Regions from separate parts of the Homo sapiens genome. Here region 1 is linked to region 2. A link is a loop called in an ENCODE intact Hi-C map of the cell type or tissue named here. Cell type or tissue: heart right ventricle. All regions are shown on one strand. Each heading gives the region's core, and the rest is flanking DNA. Links, peaks and the distances in the headings are about the cores only.

Evidence for each region. Peaks named below come from ENCODE experiments on the same cell type or tissue, not always from the same donor. Only the 100,000 strongest peaks of a DNase experiment are listed, where the experiment ranks them.
Region 1: a loop joins it to region 2, with 3 times the contacts of the local background. A loop is called at or near these places in 11 of 110 quality-filtered maps.

The regions. Positions count from the first base shown.
Region 1 is chr2:121,296,075-121,298,979 of GRCh38, forward strand. No RefSeq gene overlaps it. Among named protein-coding and RNA genes, the nearest start is that of TFCP2L1, 12 kb to the left of the region's middle. In heart right ventricle, for the core only: a CTCF peak has its summit at 1,584; no DNase peak of the experiment used is centred there.
Region 2 is chr2:121,097,786-121,100,690 of GRCh38, forward strand. No RefSeq gene overlaps it. Among named protein-coding and RNA genes, the nearest start is that of TFCP2L1, 190 kb to the right of the region's middle. In heart right ventricle, for the core only: a CTCF peak has its summit at 1,766 (motif pointing left); a DNase peak (open chromatin) is centred at 2,317; H3K27ac peaks cover 453 bases; H3K27me3 peaks cover 17 bases.

The DNA of each region.
Region 1 (2,905 bases), core at 286-2,785, 200 kb after region 2:
TTCCGCAGGCAGGTCATCCCCACCTGTGTGTGAGTCTGGCTGAGTCTGGGGTTTTTATGCGCTCAGAATGGACGAAGTGCATGCTGATTGGTCCATGGTCAACCATGGGCAGGCCTGGAAAAAGCACCATCCAGTTGGCCAAATGGTCATCAATGAAGTTCTCACTCTGTGCTGTGGACTTCCTCCAGAACTGGCAGCCTTGCCCCCAGGCTTCAGGCCATCCCTGGCCTGTAGGTGGAGTTTCACCAAGGACCCATCCTTCCCACCTAGGAACCTGTCTGCTTCCTGCTGTCATCAACATGTCATCCACGGTGCCCAGGCTGTTCACACTAAGGGGCAACTGCAGGCCCTTGCTGAGCTGCCCTCAGGCCCCTGGCCTCCCTCCCATGCTCGTCAGTGCCCAAGGTCTGGAGGGGGCTGAGGTGAGGAGGGGGCTGGTGTGTCAGCTCTGTGCCAAGCATGTGCACAGCCAGCTGGGTTGCAACAGCACCTGGGCACAGCCACAACTTTGCTCCAGAATCACAGCAGGCCCCGGGAGTGAGAAGAGGCCTGAGAGCAGGAGCAGGCACTTCTGAGCCTGTGGGGGCCAGGAGATTCTCAGGCCCCTGAGAGTACAGGGATGCCCCGGTTTGAAGCTGTGGCTGGGTGGCTGCATCCATGCCTGGGAGTACAGGGGTCCCACCCTGCCAACTCAGTAGGGGGCAGGCCTCCCACCTGTTCCTGCCCCACCAGCTCTGGAGAGAGCATAGCCCCACCTGCACCACCCCTGCTGCAGCTGGTGTCCCCACAGCGGCTTCTCCAGATGGGCTGCCACTGCCATCAAAGAGAGAAGAGAGGACAAAGCTTGCCAAGAAATGAGGTTGAGCTTGGGAATAAGACAAGCCTGGCTTCAAGTTTGCCTTTGTTACTTACTAGTTCTGAGACCTTGTTTAGTCCGTTTTTTTATTGTTGTTTTTGTTTTGTTTTTTGGGGTTTTTCTGTTTTTTGTTTTTTTGGAGAGAGGGTTTCTGTCATGCAGGCAGGAGTGCAGTGGCACAGTCATGGCTCACTGCAGCGTCAACCTCCTGGACTCAGGTGATCCTCCTACCTCAGCCTCCTGAGTAGCTGGGACTACAGGTGCATGCCATTATGCATGGCTAAGTTTTATATTTTTTGTAGAGACAGGGGTTTCACTATGTTGCCTAGGCTGGTCTGAAACTCCTGGGCTCCAGTGATCCACACACCTTGGCCTCCCAAAGTGCTGGGATTAGAGGCGTGAGCCACTGCACCTACCTTTGATTAGAGTCTTAACCTCATTTATCTTGACTTTCTTCCATGTGAAATGGGACTACTTCCCAGGGAAGTTTTAAGGTTCACGTGAGATATTGTGAATGAAGTGCCCGGCACAGCACCAAATACGCACTAGGTGCTCAGTTAATGTTTGCTTCTCTTCCTTGGGTTCAGTCCTACCCAAAAGCATGGATGGCGTGTGTGTGTCTGTTGCCTGCCGAGCATGGTCTGATATTGGAGAAACGTAGTCTATGCCCCCGCTGAGATCAGAGAACAGCAGCTGTCCTTGGACTGCTCCTACTGTGCTGCCTCCAGTGGTCAGAGGCAGGGATGCCATTCCTCATTGCCTTTTCTGTGAATGCAGCAGGCACTTGCCACGGTTGCCTAGAATCTTTTGTGCTCTTCCCCATGCTTTGTTGACAGATATTTCATTAAATCTAAGCTGCCATCAATTGTAAGATGCATCATTATTTTATGGAGCAGTAAGAGGAAATGCAGACAGTTAAACACAGGCATAATGCTTTCTTATCATTTAGCATTTGTATTTTGTTCTTGAAAGATCTCATTTAAGGCCAGGCATGGTGGCTCATGCTTGTAATCCCAACACTTTGGGAGGCCAAGGCGGGCAGATTGCTTAAGCCCAGGAGTTCGAGACCAGCCTGGGCAACATAGGGAGACTCTGTCTCTACAAAAATACAAAACAATCGCCAGACATGGTGGCTCGTGCCTGTAGTCCCAGCTACTTGGGGGGATGAGGGATGAGCTCCAGCTACTTAGGCATCAACTTGAGCCTGGAAGTTTGAAGATGCAGTGAGCTATGATTGTACCACTGCACTCCAGCCTGGGCAACAGAGTGAGACCCTGTCGCAAAAAGGAAAGATCTCATTTCTATTTAGTGAAGTGTAGATCTCTCTTGTGCATATATTTTAATTTTTTGAGATGGAGTTTCGCTCTTGTTGCCCAGGCTGGAGTGCAGTGGCATGATCTCGGCTCACTGCAACCTCCACCTCTCAGGTTCAAGCAATTCTCCTGCCTCAGCCTCCCGAGTAGCTGGGACTACAGGCATGTGCCTCCACGCTCAGCTAATTTTTGTATTTTTAGCAGAGATGGGGTTTTACCATGTTGGCCAGGCTAGTCTCGAACTCCTGACCTCTGGTGATCCACCCGCCTCGGCCTCCCAAAGTGCCAGGATTACAGGCGTGAGCCACCGCGCCCAGCCCTTGTGCATATATTTTAAAAGGACCCACATTTATTGCAGAGTCTTCTGGATCCCTTTTATACTCAGAATCGCCTGTGTTGCTGGTTTGGCACCATAGGCGGTGCGCTGGGCCCTGATGAGCATTGGCGTTGCAGCATTTTTGAAGAGAGTGCTTCACCGTTGGCCCAGGATTTCCTTCCAAGCCGCTGATGCCCCCTCTGCACTCTTTCAATGCAGATGCTCTCTTGGTCTTAGGCAGAGATTTCATGTGTGTGCAGGCAATGTCAACCACATTACCAAACTGCCAAATGGCAGAGGCATCACCAACTGTCAGAAGCATCCTGATTTCAGAGACATGAAAATGTGGGGAAAATGTGTGTTTTAGAATCAGTGAAATACACTGGCTCCCCAAAACTGTGAATCCTGTCTTTTTCTTAA
Region 2 (2,905 bases), core at 236-2,735:
CTGTAAGGACACACTCCTCCAACAACAGAAAGTCCAGATGTCCCAATACCCTTAACAGTATAGGTTTTCAAAATAATTATAATTATGCTCTCATGTGCTGATGTAGGAACATGTCAAGGATAGCTTCCTTTAAATCAGTAGAGTAATAAACGTCATGCTGTCAGCCCACTGGCAGTTAGGCACAGCTTTGGTTTAGTCTTTACAGAGACAAGATCCCTATATAAGAAAAACTTAAAGCAAAGATGGTGCGTGCCTCTGCTTGCTTCCTGAGGGCACTCTACTTTGTAATGGAGCAGTTTCTAATAAACTTGCTTCTTTCCCTGCACTTTTCCACTCACCTTGAATTCCTTTCCTGCACAAAATCCAGGAACCCTCTCTTGGGGTCTGGATGGAGACCCCTTTTTCCAGTAACACCTTGATTTCATCCCATTCAGACTTCTGACCCAAAGAACTGTACGATAATAAATGTGTGTGGTTTAAAGCTAGTGAGTTGGTGGTGATGTGTCAAATCAACAACCGGAAACTCATATGGTGACTTGGTTGGAAAAAGTTGCTCTCGTTATCGTCCCTGCCGAGTATGTGAACACTGGGAGGCAGCAACAATAGCAGCCGCTTAGAAGCCACAGGTCCCCCTAGCTCACACCCTTCTCCCTGTGTGACTTCAAGCAAGTCCTTCTCCTCTCTGAACCTCCATTTCCCCATCTGTAAAATGGAGATGGTCACTGCATCCACATGACACCCTGTGTCTGGGAATTAAGTGGTTTGCCCAGAGAACTTCTTTCACCTGAAACTCATTTTTCACCCACCTGAGACCCAAAGTGCCCTGAAGAGAGACATAAGGAAGACAGGGCTTCCTAAGACCTCAGACCCAGCACACAGCCTCGGTCCCAACCTTGCCCAGGGGTGCACTAGGGGCATGTTGATGGAGCTGCCCTTGGATTTCCTACTGTGGCAGCCCATCTGCAGGATCATCACATCTGCCACCCACATCCTGGTGGTCCAGCGTTCGCTCTCGGGGAACAGTGGATCACAGCATCAAACCGTGGTTTCATGGAGCCATGGTTTCCAACATTAACCCGGTGCCTCCATTGCACACGATGTTCTGGGAATCATTTACATTTTTTCCTTGTTCCAGAGCTAAGAAACCTCTGAATGGAGAGGAAGGTGACTCTATTCAGAGGCTTTCTGGGCTGGGAGCAGGATGGCATTGTCAGGGAGGTTCAGTCCTTTGGTTATAAGACGGCCTCTGGAGAGGAGGGCATGGGCGGAGGCTGGGAGAGGGGCTGGGGACAGGCTGGCAGACAGGCCCCACTGCATCCTTTCAGAGGGCCTACTACCCTCTCTGGGGAGCCTGCCGTCTAAGACACACCATTTATAATCGGATAGAACAGTAGTGCACCTCTGAAGTCAGGCCGATCAGGGCGCAAACCCTGTTGGTGTCACCTAGCAGCTGGATGGTGTCAGGCGAGTGGCTTAAACTCTCTGAGCCTCCACTTTCTCAGTTGCAATTTTGTATAAATACACACAAGTCCCTCTGTTTCCTGTTCCAAAAAGAACTGGAAATTGAGACCTGCCCTCCATGAAAGGGCTTCTGATCTCAGAGGGAGGTTTGTGCAAGGTAGCAGGGACCGCTCTCTGAGGGATGGCTCCAGCCAGGCGGCTCCCTGTTCCGTCTGCAGGTGAGGCTGGCTGGGGGCAGCATCCCTGCAGCACTGAGGCCAGGACATCTCGCAGCTCCTCCCTGGCTCCTGGTGCCCTCTGCTGGCATCATCAGGAAAGAAGAAGGCAGGTTGGCAGTTCAGGGTCAAAGGAGAGTTCCTGAGGCTTGACATGGCCAGCTCTTTTCCCCTGGGACAGAAGCCTGCGATAGACAATTGGGGTAAGAAATAGGGACTGAGACTCCAACAGCACACACAACATCCTTCCCTGCCAAAGCAGGAATCCTGCCCTCTCCCTACAGCCACCCATTCAGCCTGCCCTGACATCTCTCCAAATCTACAGATTCTTAACCTGGTTTCTAGAAATATGCATACTGGGAGTAGGGTGTGGAAAGGGTGGGGTGAGCCCCTTCCCTCCCTCCAATCTCACTGTCCCAAAATCACTAGGCCGAGTCCATGGGTGTGACCAAGTATTGGGATGCTGCTCTTGGGGGAGGCTATTGCTCAGAGGGAAGTGATTTGAAAATCAAATTGGTGAGGCCAGAACATTCCATTCTTCAGCTAAGCAGTTTCCAACCAGGGCATGCAAATGAGCCATCTGAGGCATAAAAGCCCTGGAGGGTTGGTCTGAGGGCCCTTGGCAGGGGCACTGTCCTAACACTTGCTAGTTGTCACCAGAAGTGAAGCTAGCCAGGCCTCTTCTGCTCAGCCGGAAGGGAGCAAGTGTTTATGGAGCACTGGCTGTGTGCTCAGCACCTTCCTGTGTATTATGTCAGTTACTCTTGCTGACCAGCCTGTGACTGAGGTATTCATAGCTCTGTTTTGTCGATGAGTAAATGAGGCTCAGGGAGGTTAAGTTAATGGTCCAAGTTTCCGCAGTCTGGGTCAAGTGTAGGACATCTGACTCTGACTAGCATCCTTCAGCTCCCCACGCGTGTCCATCACCCTACCCTGCCTCTGTCCCTCTCAGCATCATCCTGCTATCTCAACACCACACTGCCCTCCCTTTCCAACAACACCGGGCTCTCCTTTCTCTCTCTCTCCCTCTTTCTCTTCTCTCTTCTCTCTCGTTGTCTGTCTCTGTCAATCCTAATCTCACTTTCTCTCACTCTTAAGCCGCCTGCCCCAAATTCAAACACAGCAAAGCCTCCTTGAAAGGTGGGCATGGCTGAGATACTTTCTAGCTCTAAATTTATACAAATCCCCCTCACACTCTCTCTCAGCTTGGCCCCGCTACATGTGCAGTC